2 separate regions of the Mus musculus genome follow, and region 1 is linked to region 2. The links are chromatin loops, found by intact Hi-C in ENCODE. Cell type or tissue: left cerebral cortex. All regions are shown on one strand. Links, peaks and the distances in the headings refer to the core of each region. The heading gives the core; the rest is flanking DNA. Region 1 has its middle 8.5 kb from the start of H1f4. Region 2 holds the start of H2ac22 (H2A clustered histone 22).

What was found. A loop is a pair of places that touch in the nucleus more often than their neighbours do. Peaks named below come from ENCODE experiments on the same cell type or tissue, not always from the same donor. Only the 100,000 strongest peaks of a DNase experiment are listed, where the experiment ranks them.
Region 1: it touches region 2 in a loop (3-fold over the local background); 1 of 42 quality-filtered maps calls a loop at or near these places.

The regions. Positions count from the first base shown.
Region 1 is chr13:23,628,321-23,633,705 of GRCm38, forward strand. No RefSeq gene overlaps it. Among named protein-coding and RNA genes, the nearest start is that of H1f4, 8.5 kb to the left of the region's middle. In left cerebral cortex, for the core only: a CTCF peak has its summit at 2,517 (motif pointing right); a DNase peak (open chromatin) is centred at 2,537.
Region 2 is chr13:21,784,414-21,789,798 of GRCm38, forward strand. It overlaps H2ac22 (H2A clustered histone 22), which reads right to left and starts at 2,835. Exons shown (of 1, transcript NM_178184.3): 1 at 2,361-2,835. The coding sequence starts at 2,805. The coding sequence ends at 2,413. H2bc22 (H2B clustered histone 22) reads left to right here and starts at 3,075. Exons shown (of 2, transcript NM_178202.2): 1 at 3,075-3,478; 2 at 4,611-4,800. The coding sequence starts at 3,102. The coding sequence ends at 4,650. In left cerebral cortex, for the core only: a CTCF peak has its summit at 2,611; DNase peaks (open chromatin) are centred at 2,971 and 3,470; H3K4me3 peaks cover 1,360 bases; H3K27ac peaks cover 891 bases.

The DNA of each region.
Region 1 (5,385 bases), core at 283-5,282, 1.8 Mb after region 2:
AAGGCACCATGGAGGAAAGCAGCTTACTGGTTTGCATCCACTGGCTGGCTTTCATGAGTTCAGTCAGCTTTCTTATACAAGGCAGAATCACTTCCCCAAAGGTGCACTTCTCAATCAGCAATCAAGAAGACCTCTCACAGACATAGCCACAGACCATACTTCAATTAATATTATAAAATTAATTTAAAAATACTGGGTCATACTTTAATTGAGACCTGTCTTATCAATTGACTCTGGATTGTGTCAACTTGAAAATAAAATCCCATCAGGATAATACATAAAATCACTCCAAGGAAAACACATCAGAGAAATGCAAGTCAAGGGACAGTCTTCAAAATGACTGACCATGATTGAGGATATGAGTGCATGGCTGAGTATTCAGTTAGCACACACAGGGAATTGCATTCAGTACCCAACCGATACCACTTTTCAAAATATGAGACCCATTGACAAACCCTTGCAGATTGGAAGAGACAAAAGAAAAACAAAAAACGAATTCCATGTGATATTCTGAATAATGTCTAGGAGCTAACAAAGGACACTAGTGGAATCTGTAGAATTTGGGAAAATATCTGAAGTTTAGTTAATATTGTATCAATATCTATTTCCTATTCTTGATAAGTATATGCAGCTATATAAAATATCAACATTGCTGAAAGCCTGTTGAAGGAAATAAGGAAATTCTTGCATGCTCCTTGCAACTTTTCTACAAATAAAAATAATTCAGAATAAAGCCTTCCTCAGAGTGGTAGATTTTTCATTCTTGTGTCTAAATCTGCATGTATTTATGTATTTTCTAAATTTTTTTTGTGGTAGTTTTTTTTCCTGGTGCTAATATCTTCAATAATTCAGATACTGTTCTTCTTTCTCATAACCTGGACTTTTAGTGAAATAATTTACATTTATTTTTTTTATTAATTTAATATGTACATGTATCCTTGAGCAATATGGTCCAATTTGCCTTGCTTTTGAAATTATTAGAAAATAATTTGAAATAACATCAGAGTTAGTGTTTTGTACCTTATTGTTGGAAGTGGGGCTTATTTGCTTTTTGTTTTGTTTTGTTTTCTCTTTAACAAGAGATTTCCTTAAGTGTTTTGTTTTTGTTTTGGGCTGTTGTTGTCCTTTTTTTCTTAAGCAGAAGGTGTTCTATCAACATGGCATTTATAATCTTCCTGCCCCAGGCTCTGAATTGCTGGCATTACAGGTGAGTCTAATCATGTCCACAAGTCCAGGCTGCCTCTTTCCTAACTCTCTCGTGCTTCTCAGAGATCCTAACGCTGTGGCCTTTAATACACTTCTTCATGTTGTGGTGACCCCAACCACAACATTATTTTCATCGCTGCTTCATAACTGTAATTGTGCTACTGTTATAAATCATGATGCACCTATCTGGTATACAGAATATCTGATATGTGGTCTGTGTGAAAGGGTCATCCAACAATCCACAAAGGGGTCATGGCCCACAGGTTGAGAACCACTGAATTAGAGGCTGCTTCATATGATAAAAGTAGCCCAGAATATTTATTTACACATAGAGTAAATAAATCCACATTTTCCTAGTTACAATGGGGATAATTTATTTGTAACCTTGGATTACTGAGCTATCATTGGCAGTGCTGCTGTTGCCGCCAAATAAGATAACGACAGTAGCACGTGGAGGCCATTTAGATACTTTGCTTAGCCATTTTAGCTTTTAAACCACCCAAGTGCAAGGACCAGAAATATGAAGGTTTCCAGCTCCCTGCATCATGTCTCCTTAGCTGCAGTTCTGCATATCAAGGCACAAGGACAAACTGACTCCTCTGTACCCTGTCTGAACTTCTGATGCAACATCTGTTAGGAGGGTTAGACCTATTTCCTCTAGGTGGGTCCTTATCTTCTATTTTTCCCCATTTCTCAGTCACTCTATTTTACCAACCCAGCAGGAGACTAACACATCATTGAGGTCTACAAAGTGATTTCCAGGACAGCGAGGGCTACAGAGAAACCCTGCCTGGAAAAACAAACAAACAAAAACAAAACAAAACAAAAAAATCTAATCACTTTCCAGAAGACTACCACTGTGCAAGCCCCCCAGGACACGAACATATGGCCTGACCTTTCAAGTTAAACTGAGTGGGCAGAGTCAAATGTTTCTTTAAGTGGCTAAATTTTGTGGGTTCTTTGTTATATGGGAATGAATAGCCTAAACATTAATGGTTTACATTACTGTTGCATTTATTTACATTACATTACTGTAATTTAGTAACTGACTAGTTATTCTTTTTAGGAACTCATTTTGTTAATAAGCTTCATAAGCAAACACATTTTTATATCATTGACTCCCTCAAACACATTCACATTTGTATGGCCTATTTAAAACAAAAATTTGAAGTATTAATAGGTACCCCTTTTACACTTATTCTACATTTAACTTTTCCATTATTCCTTCTTTTTGAGTTTTAAAAAGTTTTATTTTCTGTGTCAGTGTTTTGCCTGGATGTATCTGTGTGCTACATGCCTGCAGTGCCTTTAGAGGCCAGAAGAGGACATTGGATCTCCATGAACTAGATTTATAGGCAGTAGTGAACCACCCAGTGTTGGTGCTGTGCTGCTAACCAGGGAGCCACCACTTCAGTACCCGGATTCCATTTTAATATTAATAATGATGATGATGATGATGATAATAATAATAATAATAATAAGCTTAATAGAGGCTGCCCAGTTACTATGGGATGCTTGGATGGAATCCTTTGAAATTTACAGCAAGTTAACCTTTTTTTTTTCCCCCCCAAAAATGTGTAGGTGGATAATGTTTGTATATAGGGATGAGCGTTTTAGTATGTGCTTCCTTGGGCCAGGAGATCTTAAGAATATAAGTGTTCGTTTACATGCTATTCTTATGAGCAGTACACAAATCTAATTCTGGAAATAAGGATATTCTCCAAGATGACATGGATGAAAAAATGCTTTCAGAGATGTCAACTACCTTCAAATTAATGTTAATATTTGTTCCATAATCATTTTCCTAATTAACATCTTTATCATTTATGTATTCAAAGATCTCATCGGTACCTTTAATAAAGAGATCTCAGTGAGAAAGAAGAGACTACTTTTGGATTTCTTCCTCCTCAGCTTCCTCCTCTATCTACTAGTTAGATTTTTGTTACTATAGCCAAGTATCTGAGGAAATCAACTTATAAAGAGAAGAAAGGTTTGCTTTGGCTGTTTTGGTGTGGACTTGGTTGGCTTGCTCCACTGTTTTGGGGACTGTGTTGAAGGTGTATATAATGGTGGAAAACTATCTTTTGGCTGCTCAGAAAACGAGAGAGAACAGGAGAGACTGTTGCCTGGCATCCTCATATACACTCTAATAATTTAGTATCCTCCCACTAGGCCCTGCTTTCTACAGGTTCTATGTTTTCCCACTAGCATTAAAGGGTGGGCACTAAATCTTCAACCCGCTGGGTTTTTGAGGACTTTGAAAATACATGTTCTAGCAATATTCTGATTATTACTTGATCTATTTTTCTGTACTCTATATTATATGTCTCTGCTGGTTTGAAAATCAAGCATTATCTATTAAATAGGATCATTAATTCATAAATACTGGTGGTTTAGGAGAAATGGTTAAACAGACAGACTCTTTGCAGAGTTAGCTATTACTATGTAACAAATTTCCCAATAAATGTGTATAAGTTACTTGTCTTGTTGCTATGACAAAATGCTTGAAAGGGCAAATTAAGTGAAGAGGGTTCATTTTGGCTAACAGATCTGAGGTGTAGGTCATCATAGTTGGGAAGAAATGGCTACAGGCATTCAAAGCTTCTGGCCGTCTTGTGTCCACAGTCAAGGAGTAGAGAGAGGCGAATGCTCCTAAACTCGTTTTGGTCCAATGCGGGACTCTGAACTAAGGAATGGTGCTGTCACACTGAAGGTGGGTGTACTGTCTAGTTTTGTGCCAACTTGAGACAGCTGAAGTTATCACAGAGAAAGGAGCTTCAGTTGAGGAAATGCCTTCATGAGATTCAACTGTTTAAGGCATTTTCTCAATTAGTGATCAAGGGGGAAAGGCCCCTTGTGGGTGGGACCATCTCTGGGCTGGTAGTCTTGGGCTCTATAAGAGAGCAGGATGAGCAAGCCAGGGGAAGCAAGCCAGTAAAGAACAACCCTCCATGGCCTCTGCATCAGCTCCTGCTCCCTGACCTGCTTGAGTTCCAGTCCTGACTTCTTTCAGTGATGAACAGCAATGTGGAAGTGTAAGCTGAATAAACCCTTTCCTCCCCAACTGCTTCTTGGTCATGATGTTTGTGCAGGAATAGAAACCCTGACTAAAACAGTGGGTCTTCAGATCTCAATTAACCTAGAGAAATTGCTCAGAGACATACTTATCTAGAAAATCTCACACAGACAAGCTTAGATGGTGATTCTAAATCTCATCAAGTTCACAGGCAAGAGTAGTCATCATAGTAGGTTGAAACTATAGTAAAGTTTTATTATCACATATAGCTTTCATGTGGTAGGAACTGGAGGTAATTAGTGAGTGGTGTCGAGTAGTGATTTCTCATGAGGTGTTGTTAGCTGGTCCTTCAGGTTTCTGTAGACTTAACCAGCCCACTGAATGGAGAATGGACTCTGAATCGCTAAGGTTTGGCAAGTCTGTGGTGGCTGTTGGCAGAAAGCTCTGTTTGGAGCACATGTGACCATCCACAAGGCTGCACAGCAACTCACATTGTGGCTTTTGGCTTCTCCAGAATGATTGATCCAGAAAAGAGAAAAGTGCCGTCTACTGCTCAGTGCTTTCAACAGGCCAGTTATATGTACTTCAGAAGGAGGCTGTACACGTCTGTAAACTACAGGTGAGAGTGACAGTTCTGCAGACAGCCCCTTGCACCAAATATCAAACCTCTCAATGACTAGGTGACTAAGGTATTTAGTCTTTTTTTCATTTTCCAGCTCTAAAATCTGGGTAAGGATATAGCAGTTGCTTACGCTGTTGCTCTCAATATTCCCTGCTCACTGTGAGAAGATTATCTGTTTTCATTGGTGTAGACTTGCAAGATCACTCCCATGGGAGGAATTCTTTTTGCTATTACATCTGTGTCATTCATCATCACATGATAAATGCGTAAGTAGAAGGTACCTATTTCCCAGCTCAGTGATTTCCCTGCATGCCATGTTATCTGAGTCTGGGTCCTTTTATGTTTAAAATACAGGGTAGAACTACTGTAGAGTGAATCACTTATAAACATCACCTGTCAATAAAAAAGCCAATGGACAATGAGCTAACACGGGGAACAGGAGGTGGGATACTGGCAGGAAGAGACAGGATTTTGGGAAAGAGTAAGAGACAAAAGAGAGATGCAGGGAGAGCTGTGAGAAATGAGATGGGAGACAGACCAA
Region 2 (5,385 bases), core at 321-5,320:
AAAGAACTGCTGAAGACGCTCATTTGAAAATAGCTCTATCCACCCCACATTCGGAGCTACCCACAGGTCATCCTTTACGAGTCAGGCGCCTAACCTGCCTTCACTCACAGCGTAGTCTTTGTGCTTGGTTGATGTACTCAGAGCCTAAGAGGGCTGAAGACAAATGTTTCTGACAATGTCAGATGTGCAAAGTGCTTTCTTTATAACAAAAGCTAAACAGCCTGCGAATTAGAATGGTAAAGGTGTATCAGTGTAGTTGAAGCTTAGATGTGCCCCTGAGCTCCCACACTTTGCCAAAATGGGTTGGTTTTTTTTTTCCATATGTAATTATTTGGGAAGGAGAGATTCAAACTCCATCTTTGTGCTGCTTCCCCCTGTGCTTTTCTCAGACTTGCCACATATCTGCTGAAAAGTGATTCCTGTTTTCTTCATTCCAAAATCATTCAAGAATCAGAGTTGTTGCTCCATTATTATTATTATTATTATTATTATTATTATTATTATTTGCAGAGGGAGGAGATAAAAAAAAAACTGGCTCCTGTCCTCTTTCTCTACCCATGGAAAACAACTGCACCCAGACATTCTCTCCATTACATTTACAAAAAAGAGGCACAATGCAGAGGCCAAAGATGACTTTATTGCTAGAAAACCCATTTTAAAGGCAACGGTGTTGCTTGGTTCTTGAGATTCTAGCTGTTTGGAAAGAATTACCAAACACCTTATACTATCTTCTAGAGCAAATGAGTTTTCTCCCATTCTTCTCTTGCAATGTCAGTGATATTTACCTTTAAAATGTGTCAACATTTTTGTTACTCTTGGAAGTAATGCCACCTTTAATTTTAATAGTTTTTGTAAGTATATTGTGAAGTGTCCAAGCTGTCTGTTAATGACTCCATTCTCCGGGGCTTGTAGGTTGTGAGTGGTCTTGGCATCCTGCAGAAAAGCCTCAAGAATCTGCTTTCCTTGCAACAATTACTTTAAAACCAAAAAGCATTCTACTTATGGGAAAAGCACAGGCTCTGTGCACATTATTTGAAATTTTATAACACAAAACACTTGAGTCCTATTCTCTTTTTAATGAAAAGAGATAAAAACAGGAAGAAAAAAGAAGAAAAGAAAAGAAAGAAAAGAAAAGAAACTTCATCTAACTTTAAGCTTGGTACCTGGGACCTGCAAATTGACTTGACAAATGGCATCTTAGCAGGGAGAATGATTTATAAAATATATACAGAGAAAGCTTTGCAGCAAGCAAGCTCAAGAAAACGTAAAAATGAAGTTTACTGGCTCTTTTAAGGATCTGGAGAATAAATACATGGGAAGGTAAATACACAAACTAGTAACAGGAGAGGCTAACCAGCAAAAATCCTCAATGATGGGCATTATTTTTGGTAGGTCAGAGCACAATAATGGAAATTTTTCTTCATGGCATTGTAAAGGGAGACTTCTGTCAAGTGTTTCACCATCCCTGTGTTCAGTGTCATCTTCAATTAATCCTTATACCCAAGTGATATACTTGGGGTTAAACATTAAGTCCCCTATATAAAGTAGTTTGAAACTTGGCCGGTTTGGTTGCCTTGAGCATGTTTAATCCTGCTAATATTCTTCTTGGTGAGACTGAGTTAAATACTGAAAGAGATTGGGCCTGTGAAAGAAATCCCTGGCATTCTACTCTCCTGGATTCTCCTTTGCTTCCAAACATAGGTACTAAAGCCAGAATTCTTCAGTAAAGGGAAAAGTAGAAACTAGGGCTCCACTCTAAAAAAGCAGTAATGTGGGGACATTCATTCTTTATCCTTTCAAGAGCCTCATTCGGTACTGATGAGGAAAGACAGTTGCTGCACACGGGTCAAGAACCTGGACAGACCAGGCTTGCTGGAGTTTGCCTTTGTGCTAGACCAAATAGGTCAAATCCTGGATACCTTCCAAACGGCTTACATTCACTTTGCCATTAAGAGGTGGACTCTTTTCATGTTGCCAGTTTGCACATGTTTATCTTATAAGACTGCTCCTGTAAACTAGTTATGTATTCCAATATGGTTGAAAATCAATACAGGATGCTGTCATATGGTGACCTTAAGTACAAATTGCTGTTACTAGCTAACATTGAACTTTAGCTTTTGTAAATCAAAGACTGGCAGATAATAGCCTTTAAATATAATGGTTTTAAATTTGTAACCTATTTGCAACTCTGTAGCCACTTAGGGGAAAAGGTGGTGTTTTTATCTCTTTTCATTAAAAAAAGAATTGGACATGTTACCAAAATCACCTTGATAACTGAGGATCGGAGAAACAGATTCCTTCTATAGAAAGTAACAAAAAGTAGCAACCAATAAAGCTTAAGCTCCTTAAAAAGACAAATGTGTTAGCTCTGAAAAGAGCCTTTGTTTTTTAAATGATCAGGAAACAATTGTCTTATTTTCCCTTGGCCTTGTGGTGGCTCTCGGTCTTCTTCGGCAGCAGTACGGCCTGGATGTTGGGCAGGACGCCGCCCTGCGCGATGGTCACGCGGCCCAGCAGCTTGTTGAGCTCCTCGTCGTTGCGGATGGCCAGCTGCAGGTGGCGCGGGATGATGCGCGTCTTCTTGTTGTCGCGGGCCGCGTTGCCCGCCAGCTCCAGGATCTCGGCCGTCAGGTACTCCAGCACGGCCGCCAGGTACACCGGGGCGCCGGCGCCCACGCGCTCCGAGTAGTTGCCCTTGCGGAGCAGCCGGTGCACGCGGCCCACGGGGAACTGCAGGCCGGCCCGGGAGGAGCGGGTCTTGGCCTTGGCGCGAGCCTTGCCGCCCTGTTTGCCGCGTCCAGACATTCTAAACAAAAAGAAAGAACTGACAACTGCAAAGGCCAAAAGTGGAGGAGCTTGGCCTTTATAGGATTCTCCAAGCGCGAAAAAGAGCCTACGCGATTGGCTGGCTTCTTCTTTTCGTCTAGACCAATGGGAGGCGTTTATGCCGAAGCGTAGTTCCATTGGGCGCTACGCCATGAAAATTTGAAAATTTTAACCAATCAGAAATGTGTATCTCTAAGCCTCATTTGAATAACGCCTTATTAAAAAGCGAAGGGCTCACGGCGCAAGTTGTAGCGTGGTAGAGTTCCTGACCTAACATGCCTGAGCCTGTTAAGTCCGTTCCCGCCCCGAAGAAGGGCTCCAAGAAGGCCGTCACCAAGGCCCAAAAGAAGGATGGCAAGAAGCGCAAGCGCAGCCGCAAGGAGAGCTACTCGGTGTACGTGTACAAGGTGCTGAAGCAAGTGCACCCCGACACCGGCATCTCCTCCAAGGCCATGGGCATCATGAACTCGTTCGTGAACGACATCTTCGAGCGCATCGCGAGCGAGGCGTCCCGCCTGGCGCATTACAACAAGCGCTCGACCATCACGTCCCGGGAGATCCAGACGGCCGTGCGCCTGCTGCTGCCCGGGGAGCTGGCCAAGCACGCGGTGTCGGAGGGCACCAAGGCTGTCACCAAGTACACCAGCTCCAAGTGAGTTCGTCTGACTCACTCCAAACACAAAGGCTCTTTTCAGAGCCACCCACATTCTCAAAACAGAGATGGATTGCTTGTTAAGTGATTCTACCTTACTCGGACATATTAGTTACTATTTTTTAGGGTTAAGTAAGGGTTTTTGTCTTGAGGTTTTGTTTTGCATTTTTATTTTAATCCTAATATTGTTTTTCTGCCCCCAGCTCTCCTAGAATTCTCTGAAGTCAGGTTAACCTCTGAGATCGAGGGCTGATCTCTCTGTCCTGAGTACTTAGGTTAAGTTCCTGCACCCACACTGTCATTAACAATTGTTTCTAATTAGTATCCCAGAATCTATGAGGATTTCTTAGTTTAAATTTAGCCTGTCTTGTTAAGTGCTACCACCTAATGTCTCAAATCTGCTTTTGAACTCCTGCTGAGACGTCACAATAGATTCTGTTCAATAAGATACCTCATTGGAGCCCCGAGGTCTACATGATTCTCGCTGAAAACTTGAGATGTAGTCAGGCGCAGCTTAATTTGATTGGGTCCTGTTTTCTTGGTCGTTTGGTTTGAAGTTTTGTTTTCAGAATGAATTTCACTGGTTAGCAGTATATTCTCAAACTAATTCTAGCCAGGCTAACCTCCAGATTGGACATTCGGCCTCAGTTTCATAAATCGCTGGAATTACAGGCCTATACAACCAGACTTGTTCTTGCAAGGCCCCAGCTAAGCACCAAGGAAACAAAACTTTCCTCCGTTTTCCTAAGTGTATTCAACTTTTGTAAATTTCTTCTGTTCCACCTTCATTGTCTGCTGGTGTGGTGATGATTGGAATTAGATTGTGGGAGGAAAAAAACCTCAAAAGGATATTGATTGTTTGGGATTGTCCTGGAATTTTTCAGAGGATAAAATACTAAGTAAAGATTAAATCAAACCACTTTAAAGACGAAAAAGCCCTTTTTCTGTAAGTCCTCTAGGACAGTAAATGCAAATGGTGATGACTTAGGTGCGAATATGAACAGCTCAAAGTAGTTAAATATCAATGAGATTTTAGTGTGCCACTGCTAAAAGAAACATTAGCTGTGTATGACTTGTAAGGTCTTAATAAAGCCTAACCATTTTCCTTAATCATCTCCATTAATCTCTATAGAATCCTGTGGAACAAATTCTATTATCTTCCTTCCTTTTAAAGTTGAGGAAATTAAAATGATTGTACGGAAGCTGCAACATAAATAGAGGCTTGTCTGAGTGGAGACCGAAGTGTGAACTACCCTCCACAATATGATCCTGAAAAAGAAGTATTTAATACATTATAAAAATAAAGGTTTCAATCTATCCCATTATGTAATACAGTCTCTTCCATCCCTCCCCTTCCCCCGCCCCCGCCATATGAGTTTGGGGTTTGGGTTTTCCACGGAAGATTGGTACCTTTGGATCTTTGATTTTGTGTGTGCTCTGTAACAAGGCTTCACTAGAAAACCTCCTTCCTCAGCCTCACACTGCGCTTACAGGCTTGTTTTAGAGTTAGATGAAATTCAGACTGAATTCTTGTGAGGGAAAGTGAAGTTTTCTTGTCTCCTTTCACTGTGCCATGATTAACAATGTGGTGGTAAATAGATTAGCCAGAGAAGTTGTGAGACCAAAACAGGAAATACATTGTTATTAACTCTCTATACCTCAGAAGAGTAAGTTTGTTTCCCACACCTAATGTATCCTGCAAAGCAGGTCTTTCAATGTACTCATCTTGTGGCTCCATGATGTATGATGCTCACCCCTTTGCCTTGCTAAACTCCTGAACCTGTGATATATGATTGCCTTTAGCCTTACTAAAATGTTTCTTACCAGATACCTTGATGACTACCCTTCCACGTGATGTATTTTTATAACTTATCTACCTCACAGGCAGCCTTGAGCCCCCGACTCTT